2 separate regions of the Homo sapiens genome follow, and region 2 is linked to region 1. A link is an interaction called in ENCODE POLR2A ChIA-PET data of the cell type or tissue named here. Cell type or tissue: GM12878. All regions are shown on one strand. Each heading gives the region's core, and the rest is flanking DNA. Links, peaks and the distances in the headings are about the cores only.

Region 1 (11,777 bases), core at 2,628-10,627:
TAAATGGATCAGGGGCAGAGTTTTGTCAGGTGGATATATGGATAGTTGGATTGTTGGCTGGGTGTGTAGATGAAATCCATAAACCAAGTGTTTTGGTTTGGTTGTTTTGGTTGCTAGTATTGGGATTTGCTGTTAAAGGTGTGATACCTGGTATTGGTGTTAAGAATTGCTGCTGCCCAAACAGCAGATGGTGTGATTGGCGTTCTGGTAGAGGCAGTGGTATTGTTAAGGGCACAGTCACAAACTTGTAATAAGAAGACTAGTGCTGCAAGCAGTTTTTCCCAAAATGAGAGATTTGTTGATTGTGAAGGATAGTTTTTCTTACTATTATTACCAAAGAAAATGATAGCTAGGATTTATCAATTGCTACATACAGGTCAGTTGCATCTATGTGATTCATCAATCACCAGTTGCAGTTTTTGAGTGCAAAAACTTTTCATGGCAGTGTTTTAGTTTTCTCCAACTCAAAGGAAAGGTCAACTTTTAGTGACCTTTCCTTTATTTTGGAAGATAATTTGGTCAAGCATTACCATTTTAATTTATTCTTTCTTTAAGCTCTGAAATAGCAAAGCACTGATATCTTCTTTTCATATAGGTCAGCTTCCTTTGTAAATAAACTGTTTTTTCTTTGAGAAATCTTATTTTTAGTTGTGGTAAGGATGGCAGATATCAGCCTGGTATGCAAATGTTATACGTGTTTCTTAATGAATGGATGAAAAGTTTCATAGCTTCTACTTTCTTCATAGTCCATTGGCATAGGTGGTAGGAGATTAAGAGTGTAGATATTAGTGTCAGGCAGACCTGGGCGAGAATCCGGGCTTTACCCAGGCAAATGACTTAATCTTCCCATACCTCAATTTCTACATCTTTAAAATGGAAATATCAATACTTTTTAAATTGGTTGAATGGGGACCAAAATGAAATAATATATGTAAATATTGAGCATCCTGGTAACCAATATTATTTTTGTTATGTAGTTACTGCCCTACCCCATCCTTAGGATAATTGCAATTTTAAAAACTTTGAGTTGGCTTCCAGAGTCATTTGCTAATTAGATGTAATACTGATTCTTGAGGTGCTTAAATGACCTCAAATGGTCTATAAGAGGAGGCATTTGGACAGAGTTGGGGTTAAAAAAAAAGAGAGAGAGACCTTCCTGCCCATTAGAGAGTTGAAATAGGATAGGCTGAGCTCATTTGTAATTCATTTTATCTGTTCACAAACGTTATGATCTGCATATCAGAGTTGTGTGCCCAGCTGGCTGTGCCACTTGACAAGGAGTTTCAAAGAGTAAGAAGAAGACTCACTTCATGCTATTAATTTTGACCTTTGGAGCCATAATAAACAGCCTGAGGTTTTACCTCAGGGCTTGGGGGAAGGAACCTTTTATTAGTCCTGTATCTGTTGATGCTGTGAAGCACAGTGTTGCTTTCTCACCTCTTTAATGCCTCAGTTTCAGCCACATGTGTGAAGCAGTTTCTGCTATAGTATTGTCTATAAGGCTGCCCAAGCCTATTGGAATTGCCCATTGTATAGTACACAGTTCTTGAATCTTTTGTCCTCTATTGGAGGGTCTCGTTGACAGTGGCTCTCAGCTGGCTGGCATCTTACTGCCTAAGTGGAATGATGAAAGCATTTTCTCTCTCTCTGTTTTTCCATTGTAAGATACCCATCTTTCCAACTGATGTGAAATGATTTGGCTCTTATGGGCGGCATGAAACAGCTTCATAGATATGCCTACTTTAGCCCAGCTAAGGGAATTAGATTAGGGAGAATTTTCAGGTGCCAGTGAGCAGTTTGTCACAGACTACTGAGGGTTAGATTTAAGTGAAAATCATTAGTGGAATTGCTAGGATCGCTTCCTGTTAGATAAGCCTCCTCTGTTTCCTATGATAATTGTGAAGTGTTTTTTTTTTTTCTTTTCTTCCTATCTGCTCCTAGTGCCATAGGCCTAGATCTTTTCCCAGGTGCAAGTCTATGAAAATATTTCCCCTCCTGACTGCTTAATAAATGTCAGTAAACCTTAAAGGTAAAATCACATGTGAGAAAGGAGTCTCACATTTAATCTAGGGATTAAATCTCTAGATTTAATCCTCCTTTTTCTCCTTTTACCCTAGCACTTACTTGTTCTCTGATTACAACTCAGTGTCTCGGAGTATTAATTCTTTCTTTAGGAATTGGCCTTCCTACTGTGTTGTGAGCTCCTGGGGACAGGACCTCAGCTCAGTCATCTTTTATCTCCCTCTGCACATCCAGCATAGTATGTTACATTGGGTAGGCCTCCATACATTTTTGTTAAAAATAATTGAGGTGAATAGATTAGTAATTAAGCAGAATAATTGGAATATATATATGAACTTTGGTCCCTAGAAATATCAAATTTTTTCCTGGTGTTACTTGTGTTAAAGAAAAAGTATAGAAAACAAATACCATTTTTACATTGAATTTTATTAACTTTCTAATTTTTAATTTTTGTGGGTTTGTAGTAGGTGTATATACTTATGGGGTACATGAGATGGTTTGATATAGGCATGTAATGCGTAATAATCACATCATGGAGAATGGGGTATCCATCCCCTCAAGCATTTATTCTTTGTGTTACAAACAAACCAATTTTACTTTTATTTAAAAATGTACAGTTAGATTATTATTGACTGTAGCCACCCTGTTGTGCTATCAAATAGTAGATCTTATTCATTCTTTCAATTTTTTTATACATATTAACCATCCACATTCCCCACCACCCTCATTACCCTTCCCAGCCTCTGGTAACCCTCCTTCTACTCTTTATCTCCATTAGTTCAATTGTTTTGATTTTTAGATCCCACAAATAAGTGAGAACATGTGATTTTTGTCTTTCTGTGCCTGGTCTATCTTACTTAATATAATTATCTCCATTTCCATCCATGTTGTTGCAAATAACAGGATCTCATTCTTTTTTATGGCTGAATAGTACTGCATTGTGTATATGCACCACATTTTCTTTATCCATCATCAGTTGATGAACACTTAGGTTGCTTCCGAATTTTGGCTATTGTGAACAGGGCTGCAGCAAACCTGGGGGTGCAGATATCTCTTTGATATACTGATTTCCTTTCTTTTGGGTATTTACCCAATAGTGAGATTGCTGGATCATATGGTAGCTCTATTTTTAGTTTTTTTGAGGAACCTCCAAACTATTCTGCATAGTGGTTGTACTAATTTACATTCCCACCAACAGTGTACGAAGATTACCTTTTCACCACATCCTCACCAGCATTATTAGTTGTATTTTGGATGTAAGCCATTTTAACTGGGGTCAGATGATGTCTCATTGTAGTTTTGATTTGCATTTTTCTGATGATCAGTGATATTGAGCATCTTTTCATATGCCTGTTTGCCACTTGTATGTCTTTTGAGAAATATCTGTTCAAATCTTTTTTGATTGGATTATTAGATTTTTTTTCTACAGGGTTGTTTGAGCTCCTTATATATTCTAATTATTAACCCTTTGTCAAATGGGTAGTTTGCAGATATTTTCTCCCATTCTGCGGGTTGTTTATTCACTTTGTTGATTGTTTCCTTTGCTGTGCAGAAGGTTTTTAACTCAATGTGATCCCATTTGTCCATTTTTGCCTTGGTTGTTGTGATTGTGGGGTATTACTCAAAAAATTTTTGCCCAGACGAATGTCCTGGAGATTTTTCCCAATGTTTTCTTATAGTAGTTTCATAGTTTGAGATTTCAGATTTAAGTCTTTAATCTACTTGATTTGATTTTTGTATATGGTGAGAGATAGGGGTCTAGTTTCATTCTTCTGCATATGGATATCCAGTTTTCCCTGCACCATTTATTGAAGAGACTGTCTTTTCCCCAGTATATGTTCTTGGCACCTTTGCTGAAAATGAGGTCACTCTGCATGTGTGGATTTGTTTCTGGGTTCTCTATTCTGTTCCATTGGTCTATGTGTCTGTTTTTATGCCAGTACAATGCTATTTCAGTTACTATAGCTCTGTAGTATAATTTGAAGCCAGGTAGTGTGGTTCCTTCAGTTTTGTTCTTTTTGTTTAGGATAGCTTTGGCTGTTCTGGGTCTCTTGTGGCTGCATATAAATTTTTGGATTCTTTTTCCTATCTCTGTGAAGAATGTCACTGGTATTTTGATAGGGATTGCATTGAATCTGTAGATTGGTTTGGCTAGTATGGACATTTTAACAATATTGATTCTTTCAATCCATGAACATGGAATATCTCTCAGTTTTTTTGGTGTCTTCTTCAATTTCTTTCATCCATGTTTTATATTTTTCATTATAGAGATCTTTTATTTCTGTAAGTTAATTCCTAGGTATTTAATTTTATTTGTGGCCACTATAAATGGGGTTAATTTTTAAATTTGTTTTTCAGATTGTTCACTCTTGGCATATAGAAATGCTACTGAATTTTTTGTGTTGATTTTTTATCTTGCAACTTTACTGAACTTGTTTATCACTACTGACAGTTTTGTGGTAGTCTTTAGGTTTTTCCAAATATAAGTTCATATCATCTACAAACAAGGATACTTTGATGTCTTCCTTTTCGGTTTGGATGCCCTTTATTTCTTTCTCTTGTCTGATTACTCTAGCTAGGACTTCCAGTCCTAAATTGAGTAACAGTGGTGAAGGTGGGCATCCTTATCATGTTCCATATCTTAGAAGAGAGGCCTTTCAGTTTTTCCCCATTCAGTATGATACTAGCTGTGGGCCTGTCATATATGGCTTTTATTGTGTTGAGGTATGTTCCTTCTATACCCAGTTTTTTGAGGATTTTTATTCTATATAAAAAGATGAACTTTTCATTAACTTTAAAAATGAGTGATTTTTGAAGGTGAACTATTCCTTAAACTAGCTTGCCATTCGCAGACAGACTGTTTTCTCTCCTTAGGAGTGACTCTAAAGATCTTTGTTCCAAATCTAACGCAGTCACTTCAGTTATTTTTTGCCAACATTGGTTCTATTAAACATGCATGTATTTCTCAAAGTATTTTTTTTTCCCTAAAAGTACATTCCTGCCCCAAGGACATAGTGATCTGCCCGGTTTCCTAAGTAACACTGCAGTTTTAACAACTCACCTGATCTTTCAGTTACCTGCAGTAAAAAAGAAAATAGAAATGTTGTGTTTATGCTTGGATAGAAAGAATCCTCTTTCCATTAATTGTTAATTTCAGCATTCACCTTCACACTTGTAATAACAATTTAATGACTTTTTCTGAGATAAGAATTTTTTTTAAATTCTTATTTAAAAATAAAAATTTTTTGCTTTTAGTGCTCATTCTTCCAACTCTGCCCTGGCAAATACCACCACAGTGGGGAAACTATGACACTCTTAGGGGAAGTACTGATCCCACACTTACACTATGAAAGAAGCGTATACCCCAGGTTTCGCTGGCCTGAGTGAAGATTGTCCCTGAGGCCCTGATCAGATGAAACAGAACAGGCATAGCCTGTCTTTTCTCTAATTGCATATATACTGGGGAACAGTATTTTTATCTAAATTTATATTCATTTAATCATTCTATTATTCTTTAGGTTGAATACTTAGATCTCTATTATTGACTAGGTTGGCTCTGGGAATTTGGTAGATTTTTCAACTCAGTAATTTTCGAAGTAGGTAGGTGCTTATCAGAATTACCCAGGGAAAAATTTCAAAATAAATATGTTACTGATTCTGCTCCCACTCCTCCCCAGCCTACTGAATTAGGATCTTGATAGGGACATGTGTATTTAGTAAAAGCTCCTTATATAATTCGGATAACCATTTGCCACTCCAGTTGAGAATGAAGTTTTAACTTGGTGGAGACTTTAACTTATACTTAGCCTTTTATACAATGTGCCTAATTGAAAGATCACTTCCCTTAACGTATTACATGGTTTGCAACCCAAGAACAACCATATACTACACTTGAAAAAGAGTTCTGAAATATCTCGTTACTCTTTCAACCTTTCTACTTGTAGGGAGGGTCTCTGTGTTGGTGAGAAAGGGAAGTTCAGACTCTCTATCCTTGTTGTTACTGCATTTGTGCTTTTGTCCCTCTTTTAGTTTCCATTTTGAGAGTAAACAGTGATGCTTTCAAAGTAAAATAACACACATTAAATAAATAACACATTAAAAAGAAAAGGAGTCAAGTGGTTGTTAAGTACCCCTAAATGAAAATGGGGTTGGGGAAGTGGTCAACCTCCTTATTTTTCCTTCCCTTCTTTAATTTTTTATGTCTGCAATTGATGATCTGGAATTTGGGGATGAACAAAAAACTGGAACTGTCTTGTCAATAGGAAGCCGAAGCTGTAGCAGTTGCCTTACCCACATGGTAAGGTTCCCCAAAATAATACAGGCAGCCCTGCCAACCCCACATGTAATATTCTTCACTTCTGAGCAGGGCTGTGCTAATATTCTGAATGTGCCGTGCCACATGACAGCTTCCATTTCCTGCCTCTAAATCCTCTTGCTCTAAGCACCCAACTTCCTTCTTTTCCCCAGGCTTGTTCTCTTTTTCTTCCTCTTCTTTTTAAAATTTTATTTTATTTTAAAAAACTGACACATAATGACTATACATATTTATGGGGTACACAGTGGCATTTCAATACATACAATAGTGATCAAATCAGGGTCATTAGCATATCCATCTGCTCAAACATTTATCATTTCTTTTTGTTAGAAGCATTCAATATCTTCCTTCTAGCTATTTGAAACTGTGTAATATACAATTGTTAACTATAGTCACCTTACAGTACTATAGAATGCTAGAATTTATTCCTCCTATCTAGCTATAAGTTTATATCTTTTAACAAATCCTTCTCTATCCCTTCCTTCCCCTACCCCAGCCTGAAGTATCCTCTGTTCTACTTTTTACTTCTATGAGATCAACTTTTTTAAGCTTCCACTTATGAGTGAGAACTCAATGTGTTTAACTTTCTGTTCCTGGCTTGTTTTCACTTAACCTAATGTCCTCTAGTTCCATCCATGTTGCTGTGAATGACAGGACTTACTCTTTTTTTTTTTTTTTTTTAAACGCCTGAATAGTATTCCATTGTGTAGCAGGCTTGTTCTGGGTCCTCTTCCTTCTTTGTCCTCTAGGGTTCTTTCCAAGCAGATGGGGACTTCACATAGAAAAATAGATTTTCCCAAGCTGTAAACTCTAGCAGTACTAATGTTCACTTAAAACCAAGGAAGAAGCAAAATGTCTTACTGTCCTGTTATAACAGTTTGATCATTTCTCTTCTTCCCTCCCCAAATCTTGTCTAGGAAGGGACATAGAGAAAAATGTCCTCATATACTGACAGCGAAGATATGATGTTATTCTACCTCCTATGAAATAGCTCTCCAACCTTGAAATGGGTCTTAAGAGAAATGTTTTAAGAGGGAAGGATCATTTAAACTGAGTTTTAAAAACGAACATACCTTCTCTTCATTGATACCCTAGTTTCTTTGTTATTCATATTCTGTAACCTGAAAAGCTGTGCAGCTGCAGATAGGACTTGGCTATAAGATCCATCAAGGCAGAGATTGTCTCTTGTTTATCACTATATCCCTAGTGTTTAGTACAGTGCTTGGCAAGAGTAGGTGCTCAGTAAAAATTTAGTGAACAATGAAAGAAGCAACAAAACTGCTTAGTAGAAAGGAAATAGTCCACAAAAGTATATACTTTTACAATAAAATAATTCACTTAACAAGTTTCTTTACTTGATTTCCTTAGAAAGTCTTCAGTTCTTTCCTGTTATAACCAGAGGAATTTACAAAATCTGAAGGATTTAAGATATTCAAGGCAACAGTTAGAGGTAGGAATGGGGTGGTAGAAGTAGACCATTTACCACAGAGAGAAGTAATATGCTGGAGGCATAGCAGTCAAGGGTCACTTAATGTAGAGACAATTGACCTGAAGGCTTAACAATATCGCCTAGAGGAGCAGGGTGGTGGTGGAAGGACCACCTGAGCCATTGAACCCACAATAGCACCCTAAGATGTTGTGGTATAATAACCTGTGTGCGTAATAATAGGTAAGTAATACTTATTCTCAGTTTGCTAAAGTAAATAAGCATTTCCATTAAAAGTTGTTAAAAACTTTAACATTTTAGTGTATAAATGGTTTTTTTTTTTAAATTCCAAAATGACACTGTCATTCCTCGAAAGTGTGAGATAAGTAGTACTGACTAGATCCATAAAAGAGTTGATAATATGGGCCTTTTCCCATGTTACTGACATATATCAAACACGCAAAATGGTGAAAATGATGGATGGGGGCAAATAAAAGGCAGTATTTGTGTAGTTCAGCTCAAGTTGATACTCCAAGAATTAGTATCTTAATATACTTCTTGAGTACTTATGCTTCTCATTTTGCATCTGTCTCATGAAACTCAGCATATTGTAAACTGTGATCTTGAAGAAGCAATGTTTTAAATTAACTTTTTATTGAAGGATAAACATACAGGGAAGAGTACAAAGAAATATACACTTGATAAACAGTCACAAAGTTACAGTCAAGTAACAAGCATCCAGATGAAGAAAAAGAGAGTTATCAGAAAGAACCCCAGAAGCTCCCTGTGCCTCTTTCTCTGCCTGTCTTCCCCCTCACCACTGCTGTAGAGTGCCACCATCCTGATGTCTAACAGTAACATGGTTTAGCTTGAATCAGTGGTGTTAACATTTTTTCTGAAAAGCTTTGGAGGTTCCTTTAATGAGCTTCAGATAAAGAGGAAAGAAGCATGACTATACACTGTTAGCCTTTGTTTGACTTTGTTTCTCCTTCTGAATCATGCCTGAGGATAAGGATGATTGAATAAGATCAGAGTGCTTGGATAGTCTCAGTTTGGGTATGTACTCAAGTCTTATGTTTGTGGAAAAGATGGATGCTCTATGTGTTCTACATTTCTCTGTTTTGAGGAGAAACACAATTTTGTAGTGTCACTTTATTTTCTGCTTGTGTCTGGACTTCAAAGGGAATTACCACCACTCCGTTCAGACTGAAGTCCTGTCTCCCTTTGATGTTGTCACCTGTGTTAATTTATTATTAAATCAGCATGCTGCTTAGACTTGTTCCCAGGATTTATGCAAGGTATGAAAAAGGAAGCGTTTTCCCTACTTTACACATTGATAATTAGCTATTTAGAATTAACTATTTGAGCTTTCAGAATTAATTATTCATGAGGTATTTGACTTAATTTTCTGTACAGGACAGAGTGATCAATAAAAGGTGCTTTGGATGGAATTTTCCAAACCACTGGCTTTGTATTATAAATCTCAGCCTGTAGCATTCTTTGCATTCCTAAAGAATTTCTTAGGATTTTAGTCAAATTCTTATATTTTCCTATTTATAAATTGAATTGACTCTTAAGCTTTTGCTATTTAGAGACATGAAAGTGTGTGTGTGTGTGTGTGTGCACGCTCATGCTTGCGTGCACGCATGCATGCACCCTTTTCAACTGTGCAAGTTATTTTGGGGACTTTCTGAGTCAAAAAATTTGTCCATTCAACAGCTGCCTTGTTGCCTTGCTAACCAGGTTTTCTTAGGTTTGTCTGAGGTTCCAGTTTTAAGACTACTAAGGGTCTTAATCCTCAGCTGGGACTACTGATTAGGAGTTTATCTGGTATAATTTTATATGTTATTTACTTTGGCTAGTTTTTTAAAATTGTGGTAAAATGTACATAATATAAAATTTACTATTTTAATCACTTTTAAGTGTTCAAGTGGCCATTTGATTTTTAGAACTTTTATTCATTCATAGCAGTTTTAATCAACAGCTAATGAGGATCGCCTGTGTGCCTTGAGCCAAGGTTGGTAGATCATTGGAAAATTATCAAAGAAGTGTAAATAAAGTTTCTGTTCTCAAGATCCCTGTTCTTAATCTCAAAGAGATTAAGCCTTCTTGTTTCATTAGAGAAGCAAGATATATGCACACCAGTTAAACATTGCTTCATGGTAGATGAGGCCCCAAATGTTCAAGGAACACTTTGTGTAAAGGTGAGACTCATTTTGGTCTTTAATCAGAGGCAGGATCTGTCTAGTTTGAGAGGGACAAAATCTTCACATACGTAAAGATTTTTATTTTACTTCTTAATTTGCATACAGTACAATACATTCTTGGGGAACAGTGGTGAACTAAAATAGCATACCACGTAGTTCAGTGTTAATCCCATTGTCTTTCACAGAATCGTTTGCTTTTAAAATAAGCTGAGTATTCAGATGAAGGAACATATTGTCACATAATTAATATTTTTATTTTTTTACCTGTAAAATAAAAAGCATAATTAATATTTTTAAAAGTCACAGAAACTAAACTTACTTAACTTGTGATGTAGACAGTATTAAAAATTCAGATTTACATGACAGGAGGTTGAACTTCCTATTAAAATTCTATGCAAATATCTGTGTTCATGCAGCATTAAACTTTTCAATGTATTACCTCTTGGGAGTAAGTATTTCATTAGTGAGTTTAGAGCAATTGTGGTTATAGTTTTTATGAAAAATAATTGTATAAAAATAAGCATGTAATGCAACACATATTTATTGAAATTAATCTTGAATGTCTGCTACACTGAAATCAGGTAAAAAGTTTAGAATGGGTGTGTATTGTGGATAAAGAGTGAGTTATTATTAATTCTGAATAATGTTGTCCCAATGCTTAATGGCAAAAGATGGTGCCCATTTTGTTTATGTCTGTAATAGGTTAAGGATTTAATCTGGGCTACATGTAATGTCTTACAATAAGAATTAAAAAGTTCAAACCATTTTTCTTCTTCTTACATCTGCAGACAGGCAAATGTACACTGGGGACCACCATGTTCACGTGACATCAAGAGGAAGCGGAAACCAGTGGCCACAGCATCTTTGTCTAGCCCCAGTGCAGGTGATTACATGCAGTTATCATTTATTGAGCATGTACCGTGTGCCAGGCACTAAATTATGTGTTTTGTATACCTTTTCATGTAATGTTTGTGATAGTGTAGGTCATTTTATTCCCACTTTACATGGGAAAACTGAGACTACAAGAAATAATTAGCCTAGTTCTTGCTGACTCTGAAGTCTGTGCTTTTTCACTGTTACATGGCTATCTAGAGTTTGAAACCCTATATTCCACTATCAGCAATCTCCAGTCATCTGAGCTTTTGTTTTAGCAGACAGGAAATTAGGTCCATGTTAATGAAAGTCCAGGTGAAGTGGCAGTTCAGTCAGGCAGTCACACAGGGTTATTTACTTTCTTATTTTGCATACAGTACAGTACATTCTTACTGCTTTTATAAGTAGAATGCTAATATTTTACTGGTCATGACATTCCTAATTAAAAACAATTTTTTAGGCTAAAACTTTTCAGTTTTTTTTTTTTTTTTTTTTAACAAAACTAACACTAATTGGTAGAAGCCAAAATAGTGCTTCTCTTTGGTGGGGGGCAGTGACCAAGAGAGGGCACAAAGAAACCCTCTGGGCTGTTGGCAATGCTCCATATGATGAACTTGGTGGGGGTGTGTGGCTGCTTACATAGGTAGAATCTGGAGCTGTGCACTTAGGGTTGATGTCCTTCACTGTGTGTATGTTATCCTTCAATGAAAAAAAGGGGAGAGTTATGTATTTATTAATATTTCAGTGAGAAAACTGGATATTGAATATACCATTGAATATTTTATTTTCTTTAGAAAATACTACCTATTATATAAATCAGAACAGTTGATAGCTGAATAGAGAGTAAACCTCACACAGATGGGGAGGGAGCCCTATCCTCTACCTTAACTTAGTAAGTTTTGGTGAACTGTGAAATTGTCCTCTTTGTGCTTCT
Region 2 (11,777 bases), core at 2,246-10,245, 170 kb before region 1:
CCATCAACTAGATTCAACTGTTACTACCATTTTGCCATATTTGCTTAAATTATAATTTATAAAATATTTAAAAATAGAATATATGTTTTATACATAATTTTTTGCTGAATTATTTCAAAGCAAATTATAGGCATCATAACATGTTACTTAGATACTTCAGCATATATCTAAAAAAAAAGATATTTTCCTAGAAAGCCACAAGTCTACACCTAACAGTATGAATAATTTCCTAACACTATTACCCACTCCAAATTTATTTTCCACTGTTGTCTTCAAAGTATTTTTATAGCGCTTTTGTTCACACCAGAATCCAATCAAGAATCACACAATTAGATTTATTTCTTTTAAGTCTCTTTTAATTTAGAATAGTCCCCTAACTCCCTCACTTCTCCTTTTTTTTTTTTTTTAATGACAGCATCTCACTCTGTTGCCCAGGCTGGAGTGCAGTGGCATGATCATAGCTCAGTGTAGCCTCAACCTCATGGGCTCAAGTGATCTTCTCACCTTAGCCTCCTGAGTAGCTGGTATTATAGCTGCACACCACCACACCCAGCTAATTATTATTATTATTATTATTGGTAGAGATGGGGTCTCACTTTGTTGCCCAGGCTGGTCTTGAACTTCTGGCCTCAAGTGATCCTTCTGCCTCAGCTTCCCAAAGTGTTGGGATTACAGGCATGAGCCACTGCACCTGGCCCACTCCTCTCTTTTTAACGGCATTGACACTTTTGAAGAGATCAGGCCAGTTCTTCTACCAGAGTTTCCCACATCCTGGGTTTGTTTGATTCTTTCTTCCAAGTGTCATTTTACTTATTACTTTCTCACCTGATTTGTAAACTGGAAATCAAATTGGAAGGCTTGATTAGATTCCAGATGAATGGTTTAGGCAGGAAGTTTTCCTGGGTGGTGTCATGTGTTTCAAGTAGCAGCACATTACGTCCCACTGTTAATGCTGCTAAGTTTGATCACTGAGTTAGGATAGTGATAGATATCTCCATTGTTAAGGAATGTTTTTCTCCCCTGCAACTAGCATGTAATATATGGGTTGATTCTTTGGCACTGTGAAAATGCCCAGTTGCCCACCAGTCAGTCTTGTACCTAATGGCTTTAGCACTCACTGATGATCAGCTTTCTTTCTTATACGTAAAATAGACTTTGCGTTTTGATATGTCCATTTCAGCTTGAGAGAACTATGTTTATTCACAGGAGTTCACTTATAAGATTGAGTGATCCATTACCTTCCATGACCTTAAATCTACTATGGAGAAACTCAGTTCTCTGAGGGATTAGTTGTCAGACCCAGGGTTGAGGCAGGAGGAAGAAACTGGGAGAGTTGGAACTGTGCGTGGAGGACAGATTGCAGGAGTAGATGCCAGCCCTGAAGCGTATGCACATACCGTATTACTATCAGTCTTTTCACTTGCCAAGCATATAAAGAACAACTTTCTTGGATCTTCTCTAAGATTGCTGGAGAAAGAAAGGGAAGTTTGTTTTTAGTCAGTAATGTAAGATTGAATGTGGGAGCTGCATTGCCCCTAGAAGCTGGAAGATGGATATGTGTGAAGTTTGCAATTGATCTTGCTTAACTAAATGTCTTTCTGTTGGAATTTATGCATGTATTTGGACTGGCTTTTTGAAACAGGTTGCAATTTGGACTTAGAACTCTTGGCCTGATTCATATTTTGGGGTTAGGGTGGAGTTTCTCCAGGACTTCTGAGAGTGTGTGAGAAGTTTCTAAACTCAGAAGGCTCCTTTTTTGGCACTGCAGCATCTTTTCTGTTTTGGCATCTTAAGAATCTGGGGGAACCATATAAAGATCAGAAACAAGTCTGGCCCTAAAGACTCCCTCTGACATGGTAATTCCAGTTATTGAATCCTAGCCCATTCGGATGAGACCATATAAAGAGGCCATTTCCTGAAATTCCCGCTCTCTGCCTCTCACAGGCTCCTTTTTGTAGAAAGCTGGTATTTCAGGACTGCAACCGCCAGTCACGTGCTTCCAACTCTTTACTCACAGTCATTCCTGCCCCCTGTTTATTTTTGGAGAGAACACATTTTTGCTGCTTTTCAGGAGCTATGCAGGGTCCTGCCCCCTCCGTCCATCAGGCGGCAGCCCCAGCAGGCTGTGCTCATTTCCCACACTCGGAGACGTGACTCCAGCTTTTAAGAGAGAACACAAGAGATGCACTGCCTGAGGACTACCGTCACTTGTTCCTATTTCTGTCCCTCTTGGTGTTACATATTTTAAGACTCTTTCTTTTTTTAAAACAAGTTTAGGGAATGTTACCTGGCAGTAAGTCAGCCAAAATTGGAAATCATTTGTCCAGCTGTTGTCTTGGGGCTGTGCCTCTGAATTTCAGGAGAGTAATTTAAAGAATAAACCAGGACTTTTGAATTCTAGGATCAGGCCTCCTCTTCTTTCTGGCTTTTAAGTTTGTTTGAGCTCTAATCCTTCTCTTCCATATAGTTTCTTCCTCTTCTCCTTGACACAGGGATAGAAAATAGGTTCTTCTAAAATGCCAACTCAAACAGATGTCTTCCCAAGTGCTTGGTCAAGGAGGACTCTTGAGTTGATGGGCTTTAGGAAAAAAATGCCACGACTGTCTTAGCCTGCCTGAAGATTAAGTTTTTAGCTTCAGTGATGGAGCAGGAGTAAATTCTTCTTCCTGTAAATGAGTAGGCCATTAGGTAGAGAACTCAGACTCATAACATTTGAAGAACAAAATAAATCATGCATTTGTGTCTTCCTCTGCTCTGTGGGAAGGACCCCTGGTCCAAATGGAAAGATGTGTGAATAAAGGGCTTTAATTTCTCATCAGTCCAGGCAGGGACTGGAGCTTTGACAGTTGAGCTGGTGAGGGCGTTCGCACCCCCATAGGTTCCCTAGCATCTGATCTGTCACCTCCGGAAAGGGAAGGCCAACAGTCCAGGCAGCTGGTCATAAAACGAGCAACAGCAGTGGCTGGCCTAGGTGTGCGTCCTGTGTTTCAGATTGCCCTGGGGAGACAGCCGTTTTTTGAAATGCGGATAACTAGGTGTCTAGGTGTCATGAAACCTCTTAGGGAGAGCAGCCAAGTATTCAGGGACTGGACTGTCTATGCAAAAGAAACCAACTAGACCTTTAAAATCATATTGCTGGGGAAAGGAGCAGCAACAAATCCAAAATGGCAGCCAGCAGAAGGCTGATGAAGGAGCTTGAAGAAATCCGCAAATGTGGAATGAAAAACTTCGTAACATCCAGGTTTGAGGAAACTAATTCTTGACTTGGCAAGGGCTAATTGTTCCTGACAACCCTCCATATGATAAGGGGGCCTTCAGAATGGAGATCAGATTTCCAGCAGAGTACCCATTTAAACCACTGAAGACCACAGTTAAAACAAAACAAAGATTTATCACCCAAACAATGACAAAAAGGAGCAAGTCTGTCTGCAAGTAATTAGTGCTGAAAACTGGAAGCCAGCAACCAAAACTGACCAAGTAATCCAGGCTGTCATAGCACTTGTGAACAACCCCCAGCCCGAGCACCCATTTCGGGCTGACCTAGCTGAAGAGTACTCTAAGGACTGTAAAAAATTCTATAAGAATGCTAAAGAGTTTACAAAGAAATATGAGGAAAAGCGACCCATGGACTAAAATCTACTGCAGTTGATTCCAGCAAGTATGAGCAGAGACCCCAAGCAGTGCATTCAGGACTCTGTGGAAAATTGACATGTGCTACCACCTGGCATTCGCTTGTGGCACTTACTAATTTTCCATAGTTTTCTTAGTCCAAAGTAGTCTAGGTAGCCTATAAAGAAAGGATTAAAAATTTAAGATGTTCTAAAAAAACCATATTGTTACAAGCCAGTCATCTGCTTACATTTCAGATTGTTTGTACTTAATTTCAAACTGCCACATTATGATCAAGTTGCATCAGCTTCCACTTAAGGCCTGCATTGTAGAGTAATGAATGCTGAGGGCCTCAAACTCCCAAAGCCATTTCCCGGGGACCCTTAAAATATAATGGTCAAGTAACAAAATTTTGCTACAGGAGAGTTATATACCATCCCCAGTATCACTACACCCTTGGATCTGGTTGCTTCTGGAATGCTTTTTTCTTTACATTTCCAATCCAGGACAAGCCCCACTTTGCCCATAAACTTCCTTGACCTCTCCTTCTCCTCAGCACTTCCTGAGTGTGTACAATTCTGTTTAGCTTTTAGACATATATTGTAAGCCTTATGCATGCTTATCAGAGCAGCCTTAATAATGCCCCAGTGAAAACCACCAAGATGGCAAGAAAACTGCAAATTTTGGTGGAAGTGCCCCATGGCTGAGGGATTCTTCAGCTTCACCTTTGGACCCTGGATGCAGCCTCTTCCTGGAACAATTCTGTGTCTCCATCACTGACGCCTACTTCTCACTTCCATTGTGGCCTTTTGAGTTTCAGATTAAGCCTGACATCCAATTACGTGGATTTCGTACAGGCCTGATACACTGAACTCTGCGTGTTCTTGGCCTCATGGAACATTTGGGACAGGGATGACATCTTCTACTTTTTCTATTGCACCTAGTGCACATGGGACCAGTGCCGAGTTCCCCACATAGGTAACAAGGTTGATTTCTGGGGAAGAGCATATAACTTGGTAATAGTTATTAATTAAGTCCGTCTCATCCAGACAGGGTATTTGTGTGTGCCCCTAACAAGACTCATATTAGGGGGTGTTTACAAAAATATTGCTAATCCTTGGACTCAGAGAACTAAATCATGTATGTAAGGACTTTCCCTCAGGAGATAGGCATTTCCCTCTAAATGCCCAAGCCTACTTTGCAGAGAGCTAAGCCTGCCTGTCCCTCCTCCTCTCCCCTCTGCTTCAGTGCTCTCTCCTGAGGTTCGCCAGTGGGAAGCAAGCTAACTACCATAGCTCCTGACTCATGTTGCTCAGGGGATTTCTTTGCAATTTTTTACTTTTCTGAATGATCTCAATGTTGGGGTGGAGGAAATGAAAAGTAGCTTATACAGTTTTTATAATACTATATCAATTCCTAATGGCTTCAGTTATTAGTGAAAAAAATCCTTTGATTTTAGAAGTAGGTGTTAAACTGTATTGGCTTTGGAGGAGTGACTTTTAGCTGGTGATCGCTTTGTTTTGGAGCTGCGGGTACCATTTTATAATGGGAAGAAAATGAGAGGAAATGTGGCTTTGTGTTACCTCTTGGCAGAAAGGATTTTCACCCAATAGCCATGGCTTCCTTGGGTTTGTGGTTAAACAAGATAAAGCTGATATTTTGGGTTTTAGACTCTTAGGGAATGCTATTAACCATTTGATATCCGTTAGTAAAGTGACAGTTCAGTCCAGGCTCAAAGGAGCCATTTTAACTGGGGTAAGATGATATCTCAGTGTGGTTTTGGATTTGCATCTCTCTGATGCTCAGTGATGTAGAACATTTTTTCATATAGTTGGCCATTTGTGTGTCATCTTTTGAGATTCTTTTCAGATCCTTTGCCTGCTTTTTAATGGGACTTTTTTGGGTTTTTTGCTATTGAATTGTTTGAGTTTCTTGCATATTCTGGATGCTCGTTTCTTGTTGGATAAATAGTTTGCAGATATCTTCTCCTATAGTTTATCCTTACACTGTGTTAATTGTTTCATTTGCTGTGCAGAAGGTTTCTTTTAGTAGTTTTTATACTGTCAGGTCTTACATTTAAATCTTTAATCCATTTTGATTTGATTTTTGTATATGGTGAGAGATGGGGGCTCTGGTTTTATTCTTCTGTGTATGGAAATCCGGTTTTCCCAGCACCACTTATTGAGGAGACTGTTCTTTCCCTAATATGTTGTAGGTGTTGTTTTCAAAAATCGTTTGGCTAGAAATACATGGATTTATTCCTTGGTTTTCTATTCTCTTCCTTTGATCTATTTGTTTTTATACCAATATTATGCTGTTTTGGTTACTATAGCTTTGTAGTATTATATATTTTGAAGTCAAATAGTGTGATGCCTCCATCTTTGTTCTTTTTGCCCAATGTTGCATTGGCTATTCAGGCCCTTTTGTGGTCCCATATAAATTTTAGGGTTGTTTTTTCTGTTTCTGTGAAGAATATCGTGGGTATTTTGATAGAATTGTATTGAACCTGTAGATTCCTTTGGGTAGTACAGTCATTCTAACAATATTAATTCTTCTGATCCATAAGCATGGGATGTCTATTTGTTTATGTCTTCTTCAATTTCTTTCGTTAGTGTTCTGTAATTTTCGTTGTAGAAGTCTTTCACCTTCTTGGATAAATGTATTCCTAAGTATTTTTTTTGTAGCTATTATAAATGGGATTGCTTTCCTGATTTATTTTTCAACTAGTTTGTTATTGGTGTGTAAAAACACTACTGATTTTTGTGTGTTGATTTCGTATCCTGCAACTTCACTGAATTCATTTATTCATTCTAAGAATTTTTTGATGCAATCTTTAGGTTTTTGTATTTATAAGATCATATCATCTGCAAAGAGGGACAATTTCACTTCCTGTCTAATTTGGAAGAGTTTTATTTCTTTCTCTTGACTGATTACTCTGGCTAGAACTTCCAGGACTATGTTAAATAAAAGTGGTGAAAGTGGACATCCTTGTCTTGTTCCAGTTCTTAGAGGAAAAATGTTCAGCTTTTCTCCATTAAGTACGATGTTAGCTGTGGGTTTGTCGTATGTGGCCTTTATTAAGTTGAGGACTGATTTGTTCCTTCTGTGCCTGATTTGCTGAGAATTTTTATTATGAAGGGATGTTCAATCATATCAAATGCTTTTTCTGCATCTATTAAGATGATAATGTGGTTTTTATCCCTCATTCTATTGGTGTTATATATCAGATTTATTGATTTGCTTGTGTTGAACCCTCCTTGCATCCCTGGGATAAATCCCAGTTGATCATGGTGTATTATCTTTTTGATGTGTTGTTGGATTCAGTTTGCTCGTATTTTGTTGGGGATTTTTGCATCCTATGTTCATCAGGGATGTTGGCCTATAGTTGTTGTTGTTGTGGTGGTTGTGTCCTTATCTGGTTTTGGTGTCAGAGTAATACTGGCTTTGTAGATGAGTTAGGAAGAATTTCCTCCCATTCAATTTTTGGGAATAGACTGAGAAAAATTGGTGTTTGTTCTTTTAAGTTTGGTAGAATTCAATAGTAAAGCTATCTAGTCTTGGGCTTTTCTTTGTTGGGAGGCTTTTTATTACTGATTCAATCTCATTACTTGTTAGTGGTCTGTTCAGGTTTTCTATTTCTTCCTGGTTCAATCTTGGTAGGTTGTACGTGTCCAGGAATTTGTCCATTTCCTCTAGGATTTCCAATTTATTAGTATATACTTGTTCATAATAGTCTCTTATGATCCTTTGTATTTCTGTGGTATCAGTTGTAATGTCTCTTTTCTCATTTATGATTTTATTTATTTGGGTCTTCTCTCTTTTTTCTTGGTTGGTCTAGCTAGCAGTTTACTAATTTTGTTTATCTTTTCAAAAAACTATCTTTTGTTTCATTGATCGTTTGTATTTTTTTAAGTCTCTATTTTGTTTAGTTCTGCTCTGATTTTATTATTTCTTTCCTTCTAGTGATTTGGGGTTTAGCTGGTTCCTGCATTTCTAGTTCCCTGAGGTGTGTTGTTAGCTTGTTCATTCAGAATCTTTCCTTTTTTTTTTTGATGTAGGTATTCATTGCTATACTTCCCTCTTGGCTCTGCTTTTGCTGTATCCCATAGGTTTTTGTATGTTGTGTTTCTGTTTTCATTTGTTTCAAGAAATTTTTTAATTTTCTTCTTAATTTCTTCATTGATCCAGTGGTTGTTCAGGAGCATGTTGTTTAATTTCTATGTATTTGTACAGTTTCCATAATTCCTCTTGTTATTGATTTCTAGTTTTATTCCATTGTCATCTGAAAGATACTTGATATGATTTTGGTTTTTAAAAATTTCTTGACATTTGTTTTGTGGCCTAACATATGGTCTATTCTGGAGAATGTTCCACGTGCTGATGAGAAGAATGTGTGTTCTGCGGCTATTGGATGAAATGTTTAGTAAATGTCTGTTAGTTTCATTTGGTTTAAAGTGCAGTTTAAATTCCCAGTTTTCTTTATTGGTTTTCTGTCTAGATGATCTCTCCAGTGCTGACAGTTGGATGTTGAAGTCACCAACTATTATTGTATTGGAGTCTATTTAGATCTAATAATATTTGCTTTTTATTATCTGGAGGCTCCAGTGTTGGGTACATATATATTTAGAACTGTTATATTGATCCCCTTATCATTATAGAATGACCTTCTTTACAGTTTTTGACTTAAAGTCTGTGTTATCTCATGTAAGTATAGCTTCTCCTGCTTGCTTTGGGTTCTTATTTGCAGGAATTTTTTTCCATCCCTTCACTTTTAGTCTATGTGTGTCTTTATAAGTGAAGTAAGTTTCTTATAGGCAGCAAATAGTGATGCTTTTTAATTTAGCCAGCCAGTTTAGTGAGGAGTTTAATCCATTTACATTCAAGGTTATTATTGATGGCTAAGGACTTATTTCTGCCATTTTATTAATTGTTTTCTGGTTGTTTTATATATCCTTTTTTCCTTACTTCCTCTTTTAAGTTTTATCATTGCAGTTTGATGGTTTTCTGAAGTGGTAATGTTTGAATTCTTTCTCTTTCCCATTTGTGTATCTGTTCTACTAGTGAGTTTTATACTGTCTTGTGTTTTCATGATGGTATATATTGTTCTTTCACTTCCATATGTAGGACTCCCTTAATAATTTATTGAAAGGCTTGTCAGTGGTGATGAATTCCCTCTGGTTTTGCTTATCTGGGAAGGACTTTATTTCTCCTTCATTTTTGAATAATAGCTTTGCTGGGTATAGTAATCATAGCTGCCTTTTTTTTTTTCCCTTTCAGCACTTTGAATATATCATCCCAAACTTTCCTGGCCCGTAAGGTTTCTGCTGGGAATTCCCTTTTATGTGACTTGACACTTTCCTCCTGTTGTTTTTTTGAATTTTATCTTTGTCTTTGACTTGACATTTTGATTATAATGTGCCTTGGAGAAGATCTTTTTGAGGTGAATCTATTTTGAGACCTTCAAGCTTCCTGTATCTGAATATCTATATCTCTTTCAAGACTTGAGAAGTTTTCAGCTATTATTGCATTAATAGGTTTTCAATACCTTTGCCCATCTCTTCTTCTGAGACTTCAAAAATTTTAATACTTGTTTTCTTTATGGTGTTGCATATGTCAAGTAGGCTTCCTTTATTCTTTTTTCTTTTTTGTCTGAGTTATTTCAAAAGACCTGTCCTCAAGTTCTGAAATTCTTTTTCTCCTGCTTGATCTAGTTTATTATTGAAGCTCTTGATTGTATTTTTTCTTTCTTTCATTGACTTCTTCAGTTCCAGGATTTCTATTTGGTTCTTTTTTATGATGTTTATCTCTTTATTGACTTTCCCATTCAGATCATGAATCATTTTTCTGATTTGTTTGTACTCTTTTTTTTTTGGAGACGGAATCTCTCCCTGTTGCCAGGCTGGAGTATAGTGGCGCAATCTCAGCTCACTGCAACCTCTGACTTCCTGGTTCAAGTGATTCTCCTGCCTCAGCCTCCTGAGTAGCTAGGATTACAGGCATGCGCCACCACGCCCAGCTAATTTTTGTATTTTTAGTATAGATGGGGTTTCACCATGTTGGCCAGGATGGTCTCTATCTCCTGACCTTGTGATCTGCCCGTCTTGGCCTCCCAAAGTGCTGAGATTATAGGCATGAGCCACCGCACCCGGCCTTCTTTGTACTCTTTATCTGTGTTCTCTCATACCTCACTGAGTTTCTTTAATATCATTGTTTTGAATTCTTTTTTATCCATTTCATGGATTGTCTTTTCATTGGGATCTGTTACTGGAGAATTATTGTGTTCCTTTAAAGGTGTCATGTTTCCTTGCTTTTTCATGTTTCCTGTGTTCTTACATTGATATCTGTGTATCTGGTGTAATAGTTGCATCTTCCAGTCTTATGGATTGACTTCCATAAGAAAAGACTTCCCTATAGATGTATCTATGGTGTTGGTAGGGTGGGGTGCTTTGGCTTTGATTCTGGGTGGGTGCAGTGATGTAGTTTTTATATATCTTCAGCTGTAATCAGCATCAGTGGGTATCTATGGGTTCTTTAGTGGCTTAGGCTATAGTTGTTATTGGAGGCTGTGACAAGGCTTTATTGCAAATGGGGATACCAAGTGGGCTGGTCCTTAGGCACCAGTGGTAGTGGTGGCAAGCCAGGTATGCTAGTCCCTGGGCCCCCCAGGTGGTGTACATGGGTTCTGGTGATGGTGGATCTGGGCAGGTCAGTCCTTAGGCCTCCAGTGCCTTGCTCAGGTGCCGGGGGTGGCAGTGGTGGGCCAGGTGAGCCAGTCCCCAGGTAGTGCATGTGGGTGGGTGGTGGCTGCAAGCTGGGTAGACTGGCCATCAGGCTTTTGGGAGACATACATGGACACTGGTGGCAGGCAGGGTAGGCCTATTCCCAGGCTCGCAGACTATGCATGGGTGGCAGACAGGGCAGAACGGTCCTTTAGACCCCAGAAAATGTGCACCAGTGGTGGTGGGCAGGGTGGATCCATCCTATGCCCCTGGGTCATGTGTGTGCTGGCAGTGGTGGTGGTGGGTGGGGTCAGCCTATCCTCAGGCCCCTAGATGGCATACATGGGTGCTAGTGGTGGTGGGGGTTGGAGGCAAGTCAATCCCCAAGCCTCTTAGACACTGTACTCGGTCACTGGCAGCAGTGGCAGGGGTTGGTGTAGGCCTCTTGAGTAGATTTTTAATCCACCCACCAATTTAGTTTATCTCTTCTAAGCAAGTCTCACTCTTATATCTTTATTTTATTACTTTTCGGTTTATAAAAAGCAGAAGAGGAAAGGAAAATTAAAATTGCCTATAATGGAGTCCCCTGTCAGTCATGTACATATAACTCATTAACACTAAATAGTATATGTTGATAATCATTTCAAAAAATGCATCAAAAGCATATACTTACTGTTTGGTAACATGTTTTTGAAACTTAAAATGTATCAAACTTTCTTATATCATTGGGTTTTCTTATAACATGGCTTTTTGTTATTTGCATAGTATTTTCATGTGTATTTTACCATTTACTTAATTCCTTATTGCTAGCAATTTTGGTTGTTTCTAGCTATTCACTACTCAAAAATAACATTATATTCCTCTCTGATTTTTCCCTTGGGATCAATTTCTAGGATTAGAATTGCTAGGTTAAAAAGTATGAGCATTTTTAAGGCTTTCAATAAACTTTACCAAATAGCCCTCCAGAAACATGGTGCCAATTTATGACTCACCGGGAGGGTATGAAGGAACCCAGATTTTCATAGTAAATTACAAAGGTTACTGTATTTTTATTCAAAAGGTAGGCTGAATATTGATTGGTGTAGGTGACCTTACCCTCAGCCATTGTGGTGTTTAAACACAAATGTTGGTTGGGCGCGGTGGCTCACGCCTGTAATCCCAGCACTTTGGGAGGCCCAGGTGGGCGGATCACTTGAGGTCAGGAGTTTGAGACCAGCCTGGCCAACATGGTGAAACCCTGTCTCTACTAAAAATACAAAAATTAGCTGTGCGTGGTGGTGGGCGCCTATAATCCCAGCTACTCAGGAGGCTAAGGCAGGAGAATCGCTTGAACCCAGGAGGCGGAGGTTCCAGTGAGCTGAGGTCGCACCACTGCACTCCAGCCTGGGTGACAGAGTGAGATTTCATCTCAAAAAATAGAAAATAAAAAATAAAATAAATGCAAATGTT

The links. ChIA-PET counts read pairs that join two places held together with the same protein. Peaks named below come from ENCODE experiments on the same cell type or tissue, not always from the same donor. Only the 100,000 strongest peaks of a DNase experiment are listed, where the experiment ranks them.
Region 2: POLR2A ChIA-PET joins it to region 1 with 6 read pairs; 4 of 35 experiments call an interaction of 5 or more read pairs at or near these places.

What each region holds. Positions count from the first base shown.
Region 1 is chr14:76,185,120-76,196,896 of GRCh38, forward strand. It overlaps GPATCH2L (G-patch domain containing 2 like), which reads left to right. Exons shown (of 10, transcript NM_017926.4): 9 at 10,759-10,853. Among named protein-coding and RNA genes, the nearest start is that of GPATCH2L, 39 kb to the left of the region's middle. RefSeq lists an enhancer at 5,258-5,347. In GM12878, for the core only: no CTCF peak of the experiment used is centred there; a DNase peak (open chromatin) is centred at 9,482; H3K4me3 peaks cover 348 bases; H3K27ac peaks cover 5,493 bases.
Region 2 is chr14:76,010,513-76,022,289 of GRCh38, forward strand. All of the region lies in intron 2 of IFT43 (intraflagellar transport 43), which reads left to right. It also overlaps the pseudogene UBE2L3P3. Among named protein-coding and RNA genes, the nearest start is that of IFT43, 31 kb to the left of the region's middle. In GM12878, for the core only: no CTCF peak of the experiment used is centred there; a DNase peak (open chromatin) is centred at 5,434.